Regions from separate parts of the Homo sapiens genome. Here region 1 is linked to region 2. Evidence: chromatin loops called from intact Hi-C (ENCODE). Cell type or tissue: PC-3. All regions are shown on one strand. Each heading gives the region's core, and the rest is flanking DNA. Links, peaks and the distances in the headings are about the cores only.

The links. A loop is a pair of places that touch in the nucleus more often than their neighbours do. Peaks named below come from ENCODE experiments on the same cell type or tissue, not always from the same donor. Only the 100,000 strongest peaks of a DNase experiment are listed, where the experiment ranks them.
Region 1: a loop joins it to region 2, with 2.2 times the contacts of the local background. A loop is called at or near these places in 3 of 110 quality-filtered maps.

The regions. Positions count from the first base shown.
Region 1 is chr20:9,239,249-9,244,630 of GRCh38, forward strand. The region is part of intron 3 of PLCB4 (phospholipase C beta 4); the gene reads left to right. Among named protein-coding and RNA genes, the nearest start is that of PLCB4, 170 kb to the left of the region's middle. In PC-3, for the core only: no CTCF peak of the experiment used is centred there; DNase peaks (open chromatin) are centred at 2,273 and 2,643; H3K27ac peaks cover 888 bases.
Region 2 is chr20:9,291,431-9,296,812 of GRCh38, forward strand. All of the region lies in intron 3 of PLCB4 (phospholipase C beta 4), which reads left to right. Among named protein-coding and RNA genes, the nearest start is that of LAMP5, 220 kb to the right of the region's middle. In PC-3, for the core only: no CTCF peak of the experiment used is centred there; a DNase peak (open chromatin) is centred at 2,861.

The DNA of each region.
Region 1 (5,382 bases), core at 184-5,183, 52 kb before region 2:
AACAGTCCTCTTTTACGTTGTCAAGTATCCAAGCATTTTCTTTGTCTTATTTTTTCATATCTTACATCATGATAGCTTTCCCATGTCAGTATAGATTGCATTATAAACTGGATTTCAATGGATATATCCTGTAGGGGAGAAAAAGCAGTATCTTTTCCACACCCATCTCACAGTTCATGGCTGACCCCTATAACAAAGACAGATTAGCAAGAGAAAAACGTAACAAATTTATTTAACCAAACCTTTCTGTGATACAGGAGTCTTTGGAAATGAATGCCCAAGTATCCAGGGAAAACTGTATTTTTGTGGACAGTTGTGCTCAAGTATGATTGAAGGATGGAAGGGTACGCTATCATCGTATGTATTAGTCAGGGTTCTCTAGAGGGACAGAACTAACAGGACAGATGTATATATAAAGGGGAGTTTATTAAAGAGTATTGACTCACACAGTCACAAGATGAAGTCCCACAGTAGGCCATCTGCAAGCTGAGGAGCAAGGAAGCCAGTCTGAGTCTCAAAACCTCAAAAGTAGGGAAGCTGACAGTGCAGTCTTCAGTCTGTGGCCAAAGGCCTCAGAGCCCCCGGCAAACCACAGTGTCAGTCCAAGAGTCCAAAAGCTGAAGAACTTGGAGTCCAGTGTTCAAGGGCAGGAAGCATCTAGCACAGGAGAAAGATGAAGGCTGGAAGACTCGCAAGTCTGCTCTTCCATCTTCTCTTGCCTGCTTTATTCTAGCTGCGCTGGCAGCTGATTAGATGGTGCCTGCCCAGATTGAGGGTGGGTCTGCCTCTCCCAGTCCACTGACTCAAATGTTAATCTCGTTTGGCAAAACCCTCACAGACACACTGAGGTACAATACTTTGCATCCTTCAATCCAGTCAAGTTGACACTCAGTATTAACCATCACATAGTAATAAACTGGGGTGAACTCAGCAAGGCCTATTTGTTCAGATTCTTCTTGGTGTCTGTACAGAGGAGTAGCCCTCTGGAATGAGGGTCTTATGACCTACTTTCAGGGGAGGTAGGCCGAAGAATTTTTTTTATGACCATGCTTCAAGGGAGAGAAATGAGAGAGGATTAGAGAGTGACCTCCAGGTGCCATATTTTGGGGTAGTGTGTTCTGAGCCCAATAATGATACCTAGTGTTAAGTAGGTCTCATAATTTTTGTAACTATATTATTTCTCTCTGCTCACCTTCTGCCCAGTTTTCCCTTTCATTCTCTCTGTAACCATCGTATATTGTAAATAACTTTACAACTTCAGCCTTCTAGCCTGTGAATTTTCCTAACTATTATTGTGTTATTGTGTTCTGTGCTGTGTCTGAGCTTGATTTTTTCCTGCTATTCCCTGCGCCAGCTCCAAGCCATGCCCACTTCAGTTCCCTCTGGGCATATTCTGGTCTGTAGCATTCCCTGCCTTGGTCTCTGATTGCACATTTGTCCTTGCTTTTTTGTCTTTATCTTCTATTCTTGTTTGTTCTTGACCCTTTCTCTTCTCTTTGGTTATCTGTCAGTTCTCTTTGTTATTCCCTTTCATTTGATTGGGGGGTTGGGAGGATGAGAGGGAAAGGAGAGAGGGGGAGATGAGTAACAAACACAGAAGTTCAGTCCAACAACCCTGGCCACTTAGGTAAACCGTTGTCTGCTCTGATGGATCATGGTACACACCAGAACTTTGTTACTGCATTTCCTGGTGGTAGCAGAGATCTCAATTGTTTGATTTGCAGAAATCCTATCTAATACATTGAATCAGTCATATTTCTTCTTCAATTCTCTGTCTCCAATGGTTTAGAAGGAAAGATAAGACCTATGGAAGGAATATTTAGGCTCAGTTTTCTTTGAAATGTATGCAAAACTGGAAGTAAATGAAAAATTAATTTGTGGTGGGTTTAGGTTTATTGCTTAACTACAAAGGAAATGCTTACTTGAATGAAGGCTTCTCTGATTTCTTTGTTACCAGTAATGATTTTATGGCTGGGGTAAATACTGTTACCTTTCTCCCCTTTCTCTATTTATCTTGCCCATTTACACACCTCCCTTGTACTTCCTGCTGTCAGAGAAGCTGAAATCAGCAAATCTGTCTGTAGATCATTTTCTTTTATTCCTCTGATGGCAAAATGGTAACAACAGAGGCATGCATGCATACACACACACACACACACACACACACACACTCACTCACTCCAAACCACACAAGAGAAACCAATGAACCAAAAGCAGAATGGGAAACAAAATTGGCAAAGCATAAAAGAAAAGGAAATGAAAGAAATGTGATAATTGTTGACCAACACTGAATATAATTTTCCAAGTCAGGATACTTGTGTGATGAATCACCAGATGCATTCAAGATTATGTCTAGAGTAGCAATGGAAATAGGAGGCTTTAAGCCAAGGGTATAACCTGCAGGAGCCAAAATAAGGAGAGCTCCTTCCCTAGAGAGCAGGTCATGGGAAGGCAGGCAGGAGCCTTGACAAAGTCAGTAGAATCAGAGAATGGAGCTGAAGCATGACCAGAATGTCAGCATAATCAACTCTCCAGAACCTTGGTTTATGACAATAAACATTTATTTTTGGTCACAAATTAATGGGTCAGCTAGGCTTTTTTTGCTGGTTTGGATTAGGCTCATTTGGGCTTACTCATGCATCTGTGGTCAGCTAGTGGGTCAGTTGGGGGCTGGCCAATTTTGGATCACCTCTGTTGGGACAACTCAGCTCTGTTCCATGTGGCCTCTCAGCCTCTATCAGGTTAGCCTGGGCTTGTTTGAGGCATCTGAACAAGGTTCCAAGAGAAGGAGCAGAAGCATGCAAGGCCTTGGGAAGTCTACATTTGGAACTGCAGGTGCAGGTGCTGTTTTCTCATTCTGTTGGCCAAAACAAGTCCCAAGGTGAACCGTAGAGTCAGAATGGGAAGAGATGTCAAAGTTACAGGACAAAGGCCAAGCATACAGGGAGGTTATTAAATGGAGGCATCAAAGCAGTCTGCCGCAAGCTGGGCAGTTATTGAGTCAGATTCATGGGTATGGTAGACTCCCCAGTGCTCGCAGAGTGGAGGAAGTTCAGAGAATAAAACAGAAAGAGTCATTATGAAGAGATCAGCTTTAAAGAAGGGGATTTGGGATAGAAAACCTCACAGGCTCCTTCCTAATAACAAGGGGCAAGTTCCTTCAGGGCAAATGAAAACAAAGGGATGGCTCCTTTGTCCCTTGACAAGCTTGCCTCAGGGTGATAATTCATGTGAGCAATAAAGGGGACCATTTCATCTGGGGGAATCTAACCAATATAAGCAATGGCTGGACCTTCTTAAATTTAGGCATTTTCTGATTTACTAATAGGGTTGAGATAAGGGGCCCTGAATGTCCAATGGACACAGATGAGACTCTCATGCCCTTCTCTTGGCTTAGGCTGTTTAGCTGGGGATTTTACAGGATTGGAGGTGCCTCTTTCTTGTGCTTTACCCTAAATCAGGGAATTAGAGTAGTGGTTTTCAAAGTGTGGACCCTGGATGAGCAGTATCCATGTCACCTGACAACTTGTTAGAAATGCAGATTCTCAGGCTCACCCCAGACCCATGGAATCAGAAACTGTAGGAGTGGGATCTAGGCATCTGCGAGTTAACAGCCCTCCCCAGGTGATGTTGATGCGTGCTCAATTTGGAGGCAGCTGAATTAGGGTTCTGTGTGGTATTGATGGGTTCAAAGCCCATCAAAGAAGTGGAATGGATAGATGGATTTAGCAAATAAAAAATACAGGACATCCAGCTATATTTGAATTTCAGATCATCAACAAGTAAATTTTTTAGTGTAAGTATGTTCCATGTAATATTTGGGATGTACTTTTAATACTAAAACATTATTTGTTGTTGATCTGAGAACCAAACATAACCCAATGTTCTGTATTTTACCTGGCAGCCTTGGAAAGAGGTATAGAAAAACTGCAGAAAGTTCAAAGAACATCAAGATTGTTAATAGAATAGAAATTCTAGAGAGAAAGGTTAAAGAAATTAACTTGATGAACCCAGAGAGTACAGCACTGGTGGGATTAATAGGTTGGAGGATTTTATTTAAAGGGAATGCTGCTGAGCTGTTCTTCATGAATGCCCAAATTAATCGAGAAGAAATTTATTTTAGAAAAAGGCAAGACTTCCTGCCAATAAATGACTTCAGTGGGGGTTCTGAATGATTCTGTGATTCTCAAAGGAGGTCAGATCCATTTGGGATTTCATGGGATTGCATCCAGCCAATACTCCAATTTGTGTTTGTGAAAGAGCAGTTTAGAGAGGCATTTGCCAACAGGAGGTTGGAGCAGGTGATTTCTCAAGGCTCTTGATGACTTCTCTGTTTGAAGCTGCAATTTTTTGCATCCTTCTTTTTTGAAAAGCGCATAGCCTTTTGATTATTTTTCAAATCCGAATGTATCTGGAAGTTTGGTTTTTTAAAACGTGGATATAAAGGGGAGGCAGCAAAGCAGAGGTGTTAATAGGATGCTTTAAAACCAGACCGCATGGATTCAAATCCCAGCTGTGCCACTTCCTAGCCTCCTGCAACCTTTGGTTAGTTTGTGCCTCAAATTTCTCATCTGTAAAATGGGAATTATTGTGAACTACTCATTATTATCTCATAGGTAACTGTGAGGTTTAATTGAGCTTATTCATGTAAAATATAAGAATTGTGCCTAGAACATGGTTAGCCTTCATGAAAAGTTATTTTATATTATTAAGGACTAGAGTCTCTTTGTATATCCTGGACATTCAGAGGTTGTTATGGCCAGAAGCCATTGGTGAATGGTCAGTCCTATGACATGTATGGTAGAAGCATTGTCCCTTGTGAGCAGTAATGTCCTGTCCCTCTCCCTGATCCCTAATCTTGAGGTGTTGGTTAAGCTTAGAGTGATGTTATTCTGTGGTCGTATTGCTGCATCCTAATCATGAATCATTTCTCTTTCTCTACTCAGATGAACTTTCCCACATTTTCTAGAAACCCCCAAGATAATTGGGTTTCATTTCCCATTGCATGTTGAATTCAATTAAAAAGCTGTAAGAGAATACCATATAATGTGGCTGAGAATATAATGACATTTCCAAAATATTTTTTAAGGAACTTGAACTCTAAATCAATTTAGTTCTGCTAGTAAGGACAGAGATTTAGTCATGGAAAAATATTAATCTGATGACTAGTTTTTATCAAAATTAAGGATCAATTATGACTAGTTACTTTCAGAAACTTAGTTTTGGAGATGAAAACAAGTGATTTGTTTTCTGAACTCCTGCAGGGAACAAAAAAAAGGTAATATTGGCCCCATACAATACATAATTTCTGTCTACGTGTGATTGAAGTGTCAAATGATAAATCCCAATCCCCTGTTAGAAACAACAGTTTAGTCAGTCTGT
Region 2 (5,382 bases), core at 227-5,226:
TGAAAAGGTGACACTTTTAATATAAGTTAACTGAGATTAAGGATTTTATTTCCTTTTCCTTTCAGACTGGATGTATTTTTGTGCATAAAAAAGACAAAGAGGAAGAAAGGTTTAGAGATTTTGAAAATAATGTGCATGTATAAAAAAATTAAATCAACCTCCCCAAACCTCGAATTCCATGTGATTTTTTTCTCACTATCTCTATTTTATTAGTTCCATCTCTGTACTTACTTTAAGCTTTTGGACTTCAGGTGGAACAATTTTGGGCGCATAAGGAGATAAATGACCTTGTGTGAGATTTGAGATTTATGTAGGTGACATTTTTTTGACTAAAGGTTACTTTCAGATCATGGGGCAGTACCCCTGTGTGGATGAACATATGAAGACTGTTGATTTCGGATATCCTTAAGCTTGAAAACTTGAGGAAGAATGTTTTATTTTCTCCTTCTATGGTCTGAGCTCAGTTCTAATATGCATGGTCTTAGGCTTTATCCTCTTCTTATGACTCCTGTATAATAATAGCAAAGATCTATTTATAAAAGTAGCTTGGAGAATTTTTAAATACAAGGAATTTTGATTAAATTGAAGAGCTCGTTGTGTGTGTATGTTTATTTTAATGAGAAAATAGTTTTAAAATAAAGAATGCCTCCAGTCCTTGAATTTATGCCTGCTCCTTTCCAAAGCACTTTGCCCATTTTTGTGAAGTCTCATTTTACAATCCTCAGGCTTACTCCATACTCACGCCGGAGGCAACCTTCAGAGAGCTTATTCAAGTGAAGATAAAATAAAAATCTTTCCTTTGAAATAGTCCAATAATAAGGCAAAATCAGGCTTCTAAAAAGAGATTTCCCTCTTGACATATATGATTCATGTTGGCGATGTTTTGCCTGATAATTGTGGCAGGCAGTCCAAGGGCAAATGAAGGGCAAAGTACAGAGGGCTGGGCATAAGAGACAGGAGGACCTTATGGGCTGCCCAGAGGTCTCCTCTAAAGAGACAGTCTCTAGGGATAAGAACATCACGCACCTCATGAGGACATGTCCAGGATCAAGCCCCACCAGTGAGGACCTAGGTGCCAATCTGAACAGCCCTTACTAAGGGACAGTGATCAGAGAGGGTCTAAGGAGAACAGAGGTTCAGGCCATAGAGGTGGTGTGGTTGGAATGTTTATTCTAGAAATTATTCATAGGCACAATCGAGGCTGTCAAACTTGGTAAAGAATGGAAACTCATTCTACAGGCCTGGTTTTAGCCTGCAGCAGGCAGGCAGCAGGGTATGAGTGGAGAACAAAACACTGTGAACAGCATTTCAGGATACTGGAGAGAGGAGCAGGTATACACAGAAATGGTACTAAAGTGTGCATTTGGGCTGGGCACAGTGGCTCACACCTGTAATCTCAGCACTTTGGAAGGCAAAGGCAGGTGGATCACCTGAGGTCAGGAGTTTGAGACTAGCCTGGCCAACATGGCGAAACCCTGTCTCTACTAAAAACTCAAAAATTATCCGAGTGTGGTGGTACACACGTGTAATCCCAGCAGCTCAGGAGGCTGAGGCAGGAGAATCGCTTGAACCCAGGAAGCAGAGGTTGCAGTGAGGCCAGATCGTGCCACTGCACTCCACCCTGGGTGACAGAGTGAGATTCAAGAAAGAAAGAAAGAAAGAAAAAGAGAGAGAGACACCCAGAGAGAGACAGAGACAGAGACACAGACAGAAGTAAGGAAAGAATGGAATGGAATGGAATGGAAAGGAAAGGAAAGGGGAAAGGGAAAGAAGAATGAAGGAAGGAAGGATGGAAGGAAGGAAGGAAGGGAAGAAAGAAAGGGAAGGAAAGGGAAGGAAAGGGAAGGGAAGGAAGGGAAAGAAAGAAGTCACTGCGCTCCAGCCTGGGTGACAGAGACAGACTGTCAGAAAGAGAGGAAGAGAGGAATGAAGGAAGGAAGGAAGGAAAGGGAAGGAAAGGGAAGGAAAGGAAAGGGAAGGGAAGGGAAGGGAAGAAGTCACTGCACTCCAGCCTGGGTGACAGAGAGAGACTCTGTCAGAAAGAGAGAAAGAGGACGAGAGGAAGGAAGGAAGGAAGGAAGGAAAGAAAGAAGGAAGGATTAAGTGTGTGTTTGTGTAAGAGAAGAGTCCATTGTCCTTTCTGCCTTGATTTGTTTTGGGGGTTGGTTGGGAGCTCCTCCACAGAGTAAAATATTCATTCATTCATTCATTCATTCATTCATTGTTTACTGCTATATGCTGGACACTATAGTAGCAAGCAAGGCCCCAGCCTTCACAGAGGTCATCATGTAGTGATGATACAGATAAACAAATAGCTGTTTACCAGGTAGGGTGGTGAGTTCTTCAAAGGGGGAAGCACAAGGTGCTTAAATGAAAATACAGAGTGGTGCCTGGCCCAGTTTCTTTAAATAATAACCAGTAAGTTTAGGGGAGTAAATAACCAGTAAGTAAATAACCAGTAAGTTAGTGAATGAGAAGAAAAGAGAAATGTGCAAAATGCTCAGTACCGGGGGGCAAGGAATCAATTCTGATAAATACAGAGAGGAGAATGTAAAAGGAAAGGTGGTGAGGGAAGATGCTGCTTTCCAGTGCAGCTGAGGGCACGTTTCTTCTAGAATCCTTGTGTTTTAACATAATCTTTCTCCTCAGCTCATTTGTCAATTGCAGTTCCTTAAATTTAAAGGAATTTGCTGGTTGACTCTTACCCAATATTTTTTCCTGAGTTCTTAGGAGAAATATTAGCATTCATAGCTTGTAGTTAACAGGGAGCATAAAGGTTTGGGCCAAAAGAGGTAACTGCTTGAAGTTATTTAAGTGACTGTGAAGTCTGCACTGCAGATTAAAGGGATGTTGTGTTGGCTGAGGGTTTGGTTATGACTCAGTCACCCTTTATTTACTTTCTTCAAGTTGCCTGTCATTCTTAACTGGTTTCTTCTTACTTAACTCTTAAGGATGAAGCTTGAAAAAAAATGGTTGAGAAAATTACCATTTACTTCAGGCTCTCAGTATCTACTCTTGGTCTTGGATGGAAAGCAAGTACTGGCCTTCAGAGTCTCCATAGGCTTGGTTGTCCATGGACTTCCTGAGAAAAGCGTGCATTCTAGACAAATGGACTGTCTTTCTTACCCAAGCTTTAGTTCCGAATACCTAGCCAGCTTCTTTTCCTGGTAAATTGGGCTGGGCTGGATAAGGATTTAAAGACCATTTTCCTCTTCCCCCTTTTTTCCTTTTTGCTGGAGACTTGATCTAAGGCTGTTTTCTCAAACCTTAGCTTACATTGCAATCACCTGGCTAGCTGGATACACCGTGGATTCCTGGACCCCACCAGCAGACTTTCTGATTTAGGTCTGGATGGGGGTTGAGATTTTGCATTTCTAAGAAGTCCCAGGTGATGTCTGCTGTCGGGGTACCATACTTTAAGAACCAATAATCTAAGGCAAATCCAGGGACCTAAAGATTCTCTAGTCTTTCCCCTATGCTCCCAGCTTGAGTTCCCATCTTGGCTAAAAAGAAATAACTCAAAGAGTATTCCTGCAAAGAAGAAACTTAAGCTGAGGAAGAGGTCAACCTAAGCCTCCATTCTCATAGTCCCCACTCTGGAACCCCAGGACTTTTTAAAGACTAGGGTCCTCTGTGACCAGGAAGCCCTGGGTTAAGAACCCCTTGAAAGATCCAGGAGAGACCAGTATGGAATCTGTGACCTCTACCTAAAACTATACTTAATTTGTGCATGTTTCCCTTTTGTTTTCTATGTTCCAAGACCTTCTCAGAACTACTACTGTTAGATCAAAAAGGGCTGAACTCTCCCTGAAAATTGTTGCATATGGCTAGCACCTCCTACTAAGGGAGAAGTTGTTGCTTTCCTGCGCGGTAAAGTATAGACATCCACCATGTATTCTGTTAGTTCTGTACTTGAAAACAGTGACAAGTTCTACTTTTGAGAGAGGGAAAAAACTGCTACTATACAGTCTTTCATTTACAAATATCCCAGGGTGCTCTAATCCTCTTATTTCTCAGAACTTTTATATTCTTTAGGGCTGATGATAACTCTGTTTATGTTAAATTCTCAGTAGTAATAAAATACCCTCTGCTCTTTGCTGCCCTTAGTAAGAACAGAAATACTTTATTTCAGAGGCATAAAAGATAAGAAACAAGATGACTTTTGTATAAGGTGTAAGGAAGGGATCCAGTTTCAGCTTTCTACATATGGCTAGCCAGTTTTCCCAGCACCATTTATTAAATAGGGAATCCTTTCCCCATTTCTTGTTTTTGTCAGGTTTGTCAAGGATCAGATGGTTGTAGATATGCGGCATTATTTCTGAGGGCTCTGTTCTGTTCTGTTGGTCTACATCTCTGTTTTGGTACCAGTACCATGCTGTTTTGGTTACTGTAGCCTTGTAGTACAGTTTGAACTCAGGTAGCGTGATGCCTCCAGCTTTGTTCTTTTGGCTTAGACCTAAAACCATAAAAACTGTAGAAGAAAACCTAGGCAGTACCATTCAGGACATAGGCATGGGCAAGGACTTCATGTCTAAAACACCAAAAGCAATGGCAACAAAAGCCAAAATTGACAAATGGGATCTAATTAAACTAAAGAGCTTCTGCACAGCAAAAGAAACTAGCATCAAAGTGAACAGGCAACCTACAGAATGGGAGAAAATTTTTGCAATCTGCTCATCTGACAAAGAGCTAATATCCAGAATCTACAACGAACTCAAACAAATCTATAAGAAAAAAACAAACAGCCCCATCAAAAAGTGGGCGAAGGATGTGAACAGACACTTCTCAAAAGACGACATTTATGCAGCCAAAAAACACATGAAAAAATGCTCATCATCCCTGGCCATCAGAGAAATGCAAATCAAAACCACAATTGAGATACCATCTCACACCAGTTAGAATGGCGACCATTAAAAAGTCAGGAAACAACAGGTGCTGGAGAGGATGTGGAGAAATAGGAACACTTTTACACTGTTGTGGGACTGTAAACTAGTTCAACCATTGTGGAAGTCAGTGTGGCGATTCCTCAGGGATCTAGAACTAGAAATACCATTTGACACAGCAATCCCATTACTGGGTATATACCCAAAGGATTATAAATCATGCTGCTATAAAGACACATGCACACGTATGTTTATTGTGGCACTATTCACAATAGCAAAGACTTGGAACCAACCCAAATGTCCAACAATGATAGACTGGATTAAGAAAATGTGGCACATATACACCATGGAATACTATGCAGCCATAAAAAAGGATGAGTTCATGTCCTTTGTAGGGACATGGATGAAGCTGGAAACCATCATTTTCAACAAACTATTGCAAGGACAAAAAACCAAACACCGCATGTTCTCACTTATAGGTGGGAATTGAACAATGAGA